3 separate regions of the Homo sapiens genome follow, and regions 1 and 2 are each linked to region 3. Evidence: chromatin contacts called from ENCODE Hi-C or POLR2A ChIA-PET data. All regions are on one chromosome and are shown on one strand. Each heading gives the region's core, a stretch centred on a gene start or an enhancer-like site at or near the end of the contact. The rest is flanking DNA. Distances are from core to core; before and after follow the strand shown. Region 1 holds the start of RNF5 (ring finger protein 5). Region 2 holds the start of PSMB8-AS1 (PSMB8 antisense RNA 1). Region 3 holds the start of PPP1R11 (protein phosphatase 1 regulatory inhibitor subunit 11).

Region 1 (2,928 bases), core at 429-2,928, 2.1 Mb after region 3:
ACCTCTGTACCTTTTCTTTCCTACTTCCTTCGTATCAGTCTCCTTACTTGCCCAAGCTGAGACAACCCCTTCTCACAACATACAATATGGGTACATCTTTTCTTCCAATGGAAATTTGGCTTCAGGGGTGCTTTCTAGAAAAATAAAAAGTGAGGAAGAATGCCGATTCCTCTGGAATGCGCGTGCCTCCTTAATTTGGTAGCCATGTATCTAGTTTTCCACCCCCTCTTCTCTTCCTCCACTCCCATTATCCCTTTACTAGGATCATTCCATCACTTCACTCTCCTTCATTTCCACCTTTCCCTCTCAATATCTTCCTTCCTAAACCTCAAGCTTCCTGAATCCTCATCTGCCCCAGTCCTTCTTTACGCAACTGCTAACTTCTCATCTTTCCTTACTCTTGAGTCACATGGGATCTTTTATCAAGGTCCCCCCTCTAGCCACACCTTTACCCTGCATTAGTTTACATGCCCTCGGGAAGAGGATTGGTAGTGGGAGGACTGTTACCTAATTCTGCTCCTTTAGTCACAGTGAGGGTCAGTGATTGTAGGAAAAGCCCAAACTCCCCGGGGTCCAACCTGGGAAGAAGACCCTATTTCTGATGGGCAAATTATAAAGAGGAAAGGGCGGGTCTAGCCTCCGCGGGTCTCCTTAAAAGGGGCGGGCTTTGTCCCTTTTGCACCACTCACAAAGGGGTTGAGCCCAGAGCTTTCCTGCTCTGAAGGTTTAAAACGGAGTTGAAGTCAATCCTGTTCTACTCTGTGTACAACATTAAGAAAGGGGTGGGCCTTTAGTTCAGTTTTGCTCTGTAAATCACCTAATATGGGGAGGGCTGAGTCGTCCAGCCGAATGAGTTGGGTTAACACCAGCGCCGCAGATCGATGTTCCCACTATCCAAACGTCGGGCTAATCCCAGTTCTGCTCCCTTAACTAAAAGGGAGGGGCAGACCCAAGTTCTGCTCTCTACGTCACCAAAGGAGGTTGGAGCCATTTTGAACCCTGCGACCCTAGTGTTTTCCCTCTTTTCCTAGCTCTTCGCCGTCTTTCCCGATGTCGGCCAATCAGGGGAAAAGGAAAAGGCCCAATCAGCAGAAAGTCCACAGCTGAAGGACCCGGATGAAGCGAGCCTAGGACTTTGAAGTGCAAGCCTCGCCAATTGTAGAGCAGTCACCATGGCGACAAGATAGGGGTGAAGAGGTGGAAAAAGAGAAGGTTAAACCCTCACAGGATTGGCCCACCCCCGTCCCGCCGCGTGCTGCGCAGGCGCGTTTTACCTAACCACCATTTTCCGTCAAGTTTTAGCCAATGAGTTGATTTGGAGCCATACGCTCCAAAGTCCAATAGCAATCCGGACATTCTCTAAAAGAGGAAGCGAAGGAAAGAAAGGGGCTTATAGTGGGCGAGGTCTATAGGTAGTCCCGAGCAAATTGCTTATGGCTTTGGTTATGACTGACAACTACTCAGACGAATAAAGCCCTCCTTGGCCAGGCGACAGCGTGTAGCGAGTTATTACCAATCCCTTGGCATTGCACATTGACTTAGACCGTATCAGCCAATAGCCATTGTGCGAAGGCAGGACTGCACTAACCTTTTCCCGCCCCTACCCTTTGGGCCAATCCTTTCTTTTGAATTCTTTGTGACTGGCAGGCATTCAGACCAATAGTGATTAGGAAACCTTGAAGCCTGCCCAACGATCGTGGGCAGGAGGTGGTTTCTGGTTTGTTGGGGCGTGTGTATGTGTATTTGGGGGGACTGAAGGGTACGTGGGGCGAAACAAAACCGGCCATGGCAGCAGCGGAGGAGGAGGACGGGGGCCCCGAAGGGCCAAATCGCGAGCGGGGCGGGGCGGGCGCGACCTTCGAATGTAATATATGTTTGGAGACTGCTCGGGAAGCTGTGGTCAGTGTGTGTGGCCACCTGTACTGGTGAGAATCGAGGAGGGGGGCGGGAGGTGGTGGGTCTCGCTTATATACTGGAGAGGCTAGGAGCGAATAATCATACAGTCATACAGATAATCGGAGGGCACGTTCCCATAGGTGAAGCCCGACAGGAGACATAAGACTTTGCTGGTATGTGTGGGTGGGAGTATAACGGTCGAGATCTGTGGAAAGAAAGGTCTTAGGAACCAGGAGCTGAGGCACGTGATGTGCTGAGAAGAGAAGGTGGGGCGGGGAGTGGCAGGACAATGTGAGACCCGAGCCACCTTACCCCAGAGAAGTGAGGGGTCTTAGCTGTGCAGGTGGAAACAAGTGAGACACAAAGGTTAAGGGAGGCACGCATCAGTTGAGTCGGGGAGAACCAGGAAATATGGATCACATTCAGATGAGATCTGGGAGGGGGCTGGTATAAGGGCACTGTGGAGAGGCAGACTTGAAAGGTTAAAGGGTCATAAAGATAGGGACATTATTGAGCTTGAAAGTGAGTAATGGGGGAATGTGCTAGTAAAGGGGTTTGGTTTGGAGTGATGGGGTTGGGGTTGAAAAGAGGAGACCCAGAAAGAGGTGGCTGAAGGAAATTAGAAATTAACTTGAAAGGCAGAAAAGAGAGGGCACGAAAATTTGTATGTGTTTGTTGGGGAGAGGAGAAAGGAGAGGGTTGAGTGTGTTGAGGATGGACAGAGCTTTAGGTGTTGGAAGATCAGACAAGCAGGAAGGCTAACTAAGTTGGCTGGCATGGTAGAGGTTGCAGAAAATCTGAAAAGCAACAGCAGGTTGCTTGGGAAGAGGGGTTAGATGGGATTCTGCGAAGTCTAGGGTCTGTGTCTCTCTTTTCTGTAGCTAGTTTGACCTTTTTTTTTTTTTCTCCCCCATCCAGTTGGCCATGTCTTCATCAGGTGCGTACTCAGGAGATGAAGAGGGAAATGGGGAGGTCTGAGGAGCTGTAAGACCCTCTTGTATACTGGAAACCACCTTTTTTCTCCCCAGTGGC
Region 2 (2,700 bases), core at 1-2,500, 2.8 Mb after region 3:
GTGTGTCCTAAATCAATATCCACTTCCACTTTGTTGCAGAGTTGGCCTCCTGTGGAAAGGAGAGCCCAGCTCCCCAGATTCTGCCTGCTGGAGCGTATACACTCACTAATGTAGGACCCAGCTGAGGCCCGAGAATCCACTGCTGCAATCACTCCATGCTGGAACTTGAAGGCGAGCGTGGTGGTGCCATGGGCCATCTCAATCTGAACGTTCCTTTCTCCGTCCCCACCCAGGGACTGGAAGAATTCTGTGGGCTGATAAGAGAAAAGAGGTTGAGAAAGGCAATGAAAAATTCTGTAGTAAGAGGCTCCAGGAAAAGGTTTTAGGGAGTATGAGGGTGAGGAGATATGCAGAAATGATCTAACCATCAATAAATGAAACAGTTAATAACCAATCTCTAGAAGGAAATGGCTTGGGAGAAGGAAAAGAAGAGGCATGCCAGTATCAACCTTTTCCATTTTCCAGCACAACAGAAATGAAAGCAAGCACATGTTACCATTACTAAAAAATTTTGAGAGTGACTTAAAGGGTTTCTTCCATGCATAAAGCATTCAACCCTCACAAAACACGTTTAGTAACAGTATCCTCACTTTACAGAAGAGGGGCTTGGGACCTAGACTAAGTGACTTGTTCTAAGTCGCGCAACAGTGAGTTGCTGAGAGGAGGCCAGCAGGCAAATTTCATAGGTTTCCCAAGACACCACACACCTCCTATATCATGTGATAACCCCATGAAAAAGGCTCCACCATTTGTGTGTGGACAAGGGCAGGAAAGTTCTCTTGTCTTCCTTTGGGAGCCCCCACCTCACCTGTAACTCTTTGTCCTAACTTGCACTTCCTCCTCTCAGGCCCCATCCCCATGTGGCCTCTTCTTTGGGTCTGGCGCTCTCCGGGACTGAAGGCTACCCCCGACCCTGTACCCCGCGCTCCCGCTCTCGCCTCCTCCTCTCAGGCGACCCTCCACTCCTCAGCGCCCGCCTCCCTGCATCCCTAGGGGCTTCCCTACTGCCCCGACCTGCATTCCCCGGGGTAAAGCGAGCTCTGGAGATCGCATAGAGAAACTGTAGTGTCCTGGGTCCGAGCGACGCCCGCTTCCCGCAACCGGGAGAGCCGATTCCGGCCGCTGCCCTCGGGGGGCTCCGCATACATCTAGTAGCGCCATGACCGCCCAGCACCCAGAGATCTGTCCGCTCTCGGAGGAGGAAGTGAAAGCGAAAGCCACAGATCGAAGGGGAGGGAACAAGACTCTTTTCCACATCCCCCTGCCTTTTCCGAGAAAAGGACAGTTAGTGCCTGGACCAGGACCATCACACTGGGGACCGGCTTCTCTGCTCTCCCGTTATGGGGGTCGGGGGAATGATGGGTCAAGGGTCTTCCGAAGAAAGCGAGAAAGGAACAGGCGCCTTCAAAAGCCCACTTGGCGATGGGTTACAGTAAGAGGTACCTCCAGGCCCGGGCATCCGCTGGAAACAGGGGTGGGTAGGGTCGTGTCATCTAAAGGCGCAGCTTCAACCAGAAGACTAGAAGTCAGCCAGGAGCTGGGAGTAGTGTCACGCGGGGTGGGGGTTCCTATGAGCATCACTTTACAAAACCAGGAGGGACGGAAGTGCGAGGGGGCAGAGTCTTGGAAACAGGTCCTGGGCCAACTGCAACAGAATATACCCGCCGCGTGTAGGGGAAGGCGGCGCCAGGGAGAGGGCGCAGTCTCTGAATCTTTCCACGGGGTCCATCCTAGGGCCCCTCCAGGTTCAACGGTCTCCTAACCTGTAGTCACCCACAAGAGCGTGCCCTTTCTGCCCGCCCTTCCTAGCGTTGCTCCCTGCTTGGCTGAGCACTGCGGAGTTTCACGCCTCTAAACCCCGCCTCTTCTTGCAACCTGTGTTGGCCTCATCTACCCAGCAACTGTCGACGTCACACGACCTGGGCCTCCCTGAATGGGAGATATTTACTAGGCAATCCCGCCTACTGTTCTGAGGTTTCCCCTCCAGGTGCAGCTTCAGAGCCAGGCGAGCCAGGAAGGACCAGCGGGCGAGGTGGTGAGTTGTGAGGCGCGCCCAGTCCCTCTGTTCCCGCCTGGCACTTGCTCTGGCCGCGCCCGCCCCATCTGCCACTTCGGAGAGGCCACGGCTCTGAGCTGCGGCCGCTAGTGCCCTGATGGGCCCTGTGGCTGGGGTCTTGCACATTCTTGGGGGTGGGCCTAAGGGGATAGGGGAAGTGGAAGGGGCCTCATAGGAATTAAAAAGCTTAAGGGAAAAGGTGATGCAGTTAGGGGGTAAAACATTGAGGATGATAAAAGAGGAGACATCCGCAGCTGAAAAGTGCGCTGCAAAAGGCAGTGGGCCGTTTGGTGTGCCGGAAACATAAGAAACCACAGTACAAAACACCAATTTTATTATAAATATCAAGAACCTACAGGGTGTTTATGGGCCAGCATATGCCTTCAGTTATGTTGAAAATAGCTGATCATCTTTCCGTACATTCTGAACATTTCTCAGTTTCAGAGTGCTGGCCACACCAAAGCATCAGCCCTGGCTCTAAACTCCGTTACAGTAAGGAATTACAAATCCTGTGTTTGTACTCCAGGAAGTCTGCATTATCACGAGGAGCTTGGAAAGGAGGTAACACACTCAAGGCAAATTTCAAGTAACTCATCCTGGAGGCAGCTGCCTACTCTGCAGCTGTGGTTCTCCACCACAGAGAG
Region 3 (2,700 bases), core at 87-2,586:
CTTTTTTCTGTTTGAACTAAAAACTTTCAAGGGGAACAAATGCATACTCAGGTCCCGCATTCCTTGGCTCAAATAGTGATCAAGGGGTTACTGTAATAATTATCATATAATTGTGTGGCCCTTTATATATATTCAGAGCTCTCAAACATAGCTATCTTGTTTGACCCCCACAGCAACCTGGAGAATGGGCAGGGCAGTCTTCCCCACTGTACGTTTGAACTGTTCTGGCAGTTGACTTTCCTGACCCACTCCTGAAATCTGAAACAAACCTGTTCATGTTTCTACCCTACTTTAAGCCTTTCTCTGGCCCATAACAGTGATTGGATTAAGCTTAATTTCTTAGCAAAGCATACAGGTTCTTCCATATAACCACTGCCTACCTGTCAAGCTTCATCTGGCACTCCCTCAGATCCAAGCGGTACAAAACTCCATTTCCTGTAGTGCACACATCTACAACTTTTTAAGCTGCTCTTCTAAAAAAACCTACTTGTCGGCCTTCCTGGTTCTTGTTTTACCACTTTCTTTTGCTCTCTAAGAAACGTGCATATATTTTTATAAAATAGCCTATACTGTAATTTACGACCATTTCTCTGCTTCATCCTACTCATCACCCCAGAGAGAACGAATATGTTGGCAGTATGTAACTACATTCAGATTTACAAATCAGACATGGCATTTGTTAATGCCCCAGTGTTTCATATTTTTGTTAGTTTTCAGCATGCCTGTCTTTCCTACTAGAGCTAAAAGGCAGGGTCTGAGCGTCTTACGCGCCTCCATCTTCAAGGCGTAGCACAGTGACTGAAAAAAACTGACGTTGAACGTGCACTAAACTGAACTGCTCAAACACCTACAGGCACAGGGCGAGGGGTAGAACCACATCGCTTGACTCTTAAGTGTGTTTCCAACTGCTCCCACTTCCCGTTTTCTTTAGAGAAACCCAGACCAAACAAGGAAAGGGAAATAGGCCACGGTAGGGTCATTACTATTGCTCCTTAAGCTTCCTCGCCGGTCCACCTACCCAGACAAGGCAAACGGAAATCTGCAGCAGGACTCAGCTTGGTGCACACAACTCCGCCCTCGCCACACCCACTCTGCAGCGTCTGGCCCGGCAATACCCATCTGGGCGCCCCTCCTGCTTCCTCTAGGCTGTGAGTACGCGTGCTGCCCCAGACTCTCCCTCCTCCACCCACACCCGCAGTGACACCCCTTCCGCCAAATTTGTTTCTCTTTCTTTCAGCGCCTGCGCGCTGTCACGTTACGGCGGAACTAATCCAGCGACGCCTGCGCTTTGACGCATTTGGTGCCGTGGAAGGGAAAAAGGGGGACTGCAGTATGCGTCACACCCGGAAGCGGCGAGCCGGAAGTGGGGTTAGCCAGGTTATCCCCAGGGGTGGAGAAGCGGAGGCCCAGGAGGAGGGGGAATAAAGAAGGTGGAGGATCCTGGCTACCACTCTGAATCCGATACCGCTTCTCTTAGACCTCAGCGACAGAAAAAGGGAAGGGTGTCTCATCCCCCTTCCTCCTCTCCTCCCTGTCCTGAGCCTTAGCCATGGCCGAGGCAGGGGCTGGGCTGAGCGAGACCGTCACTGAGACAACGGTTACCGTGACAACCGAGCCCGTGAGAAAGGCGGGGGGGCGGTGCTGTTTAGGGGTCTGGGAGATACTGGGAGGGAGGGGACAGGGATTAGAAGAGTTGTTGGAGGAGCTAGGCCTAGGGATATGGGAGGTGTGGGGTTGAATATCTAGGGCTGGGAGAATCGGAAGGTATTGGAGCTATTTGGAGTGGCAGAGATGGTGCAGGAGGCAGGTCAAGGAACTTGTAATAGGGAGGTACAGTTAGGATATAGGTGTTGCTGCTTGGGGTGGTTATGTGTGTAAGTAATAAACGAAAGGGAAATTGAGGATTAAGGAGCCAGGAAGATGTTGGGAGGAAATCAAAGGTAGTGTAAGAAAGCATGGTTGGAGGCCAACTTATCAATATTATCAATATTGATATTCGAATAAATATTTATTGAATGGATGAATGTAAAAGGAAGTGGCAGGAATGAGGAAACAAGAAAAGGAGATGAAAAGAGGTATTTTGAGAAATCAGAGAGCAAAGATGTAAATGGAGAAACAAGAAGTATTTATCCAAAAACATGTTAAGTTGCCTTCAAAGGGAGAAGGTTGCATTGGGCTTAATACTCTTGGATTAAAGGAAGTTTAGTAATTAATAGATTAGTAATACTTGCTACTAGAGATGCCAGGATGCCAGAGAATAGGTGGATAAGAGGTAGGGAGGGCTGGAGCTTGAGAATGAGAGAGGTTTTGTTTGTTTTTTTAAGAGAAAAAGAATAGGGGATCTGGAAAAAGGAAGGGAGATCAAAGATTAGGTGCTGGGGACTGAAAAATAATTTTCATGTATTAATACTACCAAGGATGATTTGGGGAGGAAGACGGAGAAACAGCAAGGATTATATTTTCCTTTGAAGAGTTGCTGGGACCTTTCCTAGGTTAGGAATTGTGTCTTCTCTTATACTGGTGGTATAAGAACAGGAAATAATACTTATTCCTCAAGGGACTATCTGAGGTAAAAGACCTGTTCTGTTTTATCTTCTGTCAGCTCCTCTGGTGCTATGCCTATGGTACTGATTGAGCTAAAGAAGAAAAGAGAGGAGGTTCCCTGGGAGGGAGTGGGAAAGGTTAGTAAGAGGGGACTAG

The links. Hi-C counts contacts between places; a loop is a spot of excess contacts on that map. ChIA-PET counts read pairs that join two places held with the same protein, here RNA polymerase II (POLR2A). Pooled maps may share reads with other maps.
Region 1: a loop to region 3 is called in a map of CD8-positive, alpha-beta T cell, with 8 times the contacts of the local background. The contact joins the promoter of RNF5 here to the promoter of PPP1R11 in region 3. A Hi-C loop is called at or near these places in 2 of 168 maps with a recorded cell type or tissue (CD8-positive, alpha-beta T cell and naive thymus-derived CD4-positive, alpha-beta T cell) and 11 of 50 pooled maps.
Region 2: a loop to region 3 is called in a map of CD4-positive, alpha-beta T cell, with 5 times the contacts of the local background. The contact joins the promoter of PSMB8-AS1 here to the promoter of PPP1R11 in region 3. A Hi-C loop is called at or near these places in 2 of 168 maps with a recorded cell type or tissue (CD4-positive, alpha-beta T cell and naive thymus-derived CD4-positive, alpha-beta T cell) and 10 of 50 pooled maps. POLR2A ChIA-PET finds 5 or more read pairs at or near these places in 2 of 52 experiments (CD4-positive, alpha-beta T cell and CD4-positive, alpha-beta memory T cell).

Annotation. Positions count from the first base shown.
Region 1 is chr6:32,176,727-32,179,654 of GRCh38, forward strand. It overlaps RNF5 (ring finger protein 5), which reads left to right and starts at 1,679. Exons shown (of 6, transcript NM_006913.4): 1 at 1,679-1,925; 2 at 2,815-2,833; 3 at 2,925-2,928. The coding sequence starts at 1,786. It also overlaps a transcript of AGPAT1 not described here. RefSeq lists an enhancer at 1,439-1,967.
Region 2 is chr6:32,842,836-32,845,535 of GRCh38, forward strand. PSMB8-AS1 (PSMB8 antisense RNA 1) reads left to right here and starts at 1,251. Exons shown (of 2, transcript NR_037176.1): 1 at 1,251-1,439; 2 at 2,583-2,700. PSMB8 (proteasome 20S subunit beta 8) reads right to left here and starts at 1,212. Exons shown (of 6, transcript NM_148919.4): 1 at 1,015-1,212; 2 at 107-254. The coding sequence starts at 1,161. It overlaps TAP1 (transporter 1, ATP binding cassette subfamily B member), which reads right to left. Exons shown (of 11, transcript NM_000593.6): 11 at 2,374-2,700.
Region 3 is chr6:30,065,862-30,068,561 of GRCh38, forward strand. PPP1R11 (protein phosphatase 1 regulatory inhibitor subunit 11) reads left to right here and starts at 1,337. Exons shown (of 3, transcript NM_021959.3): 1 at 1,337-1,618. The coding sequence starts at 1,550.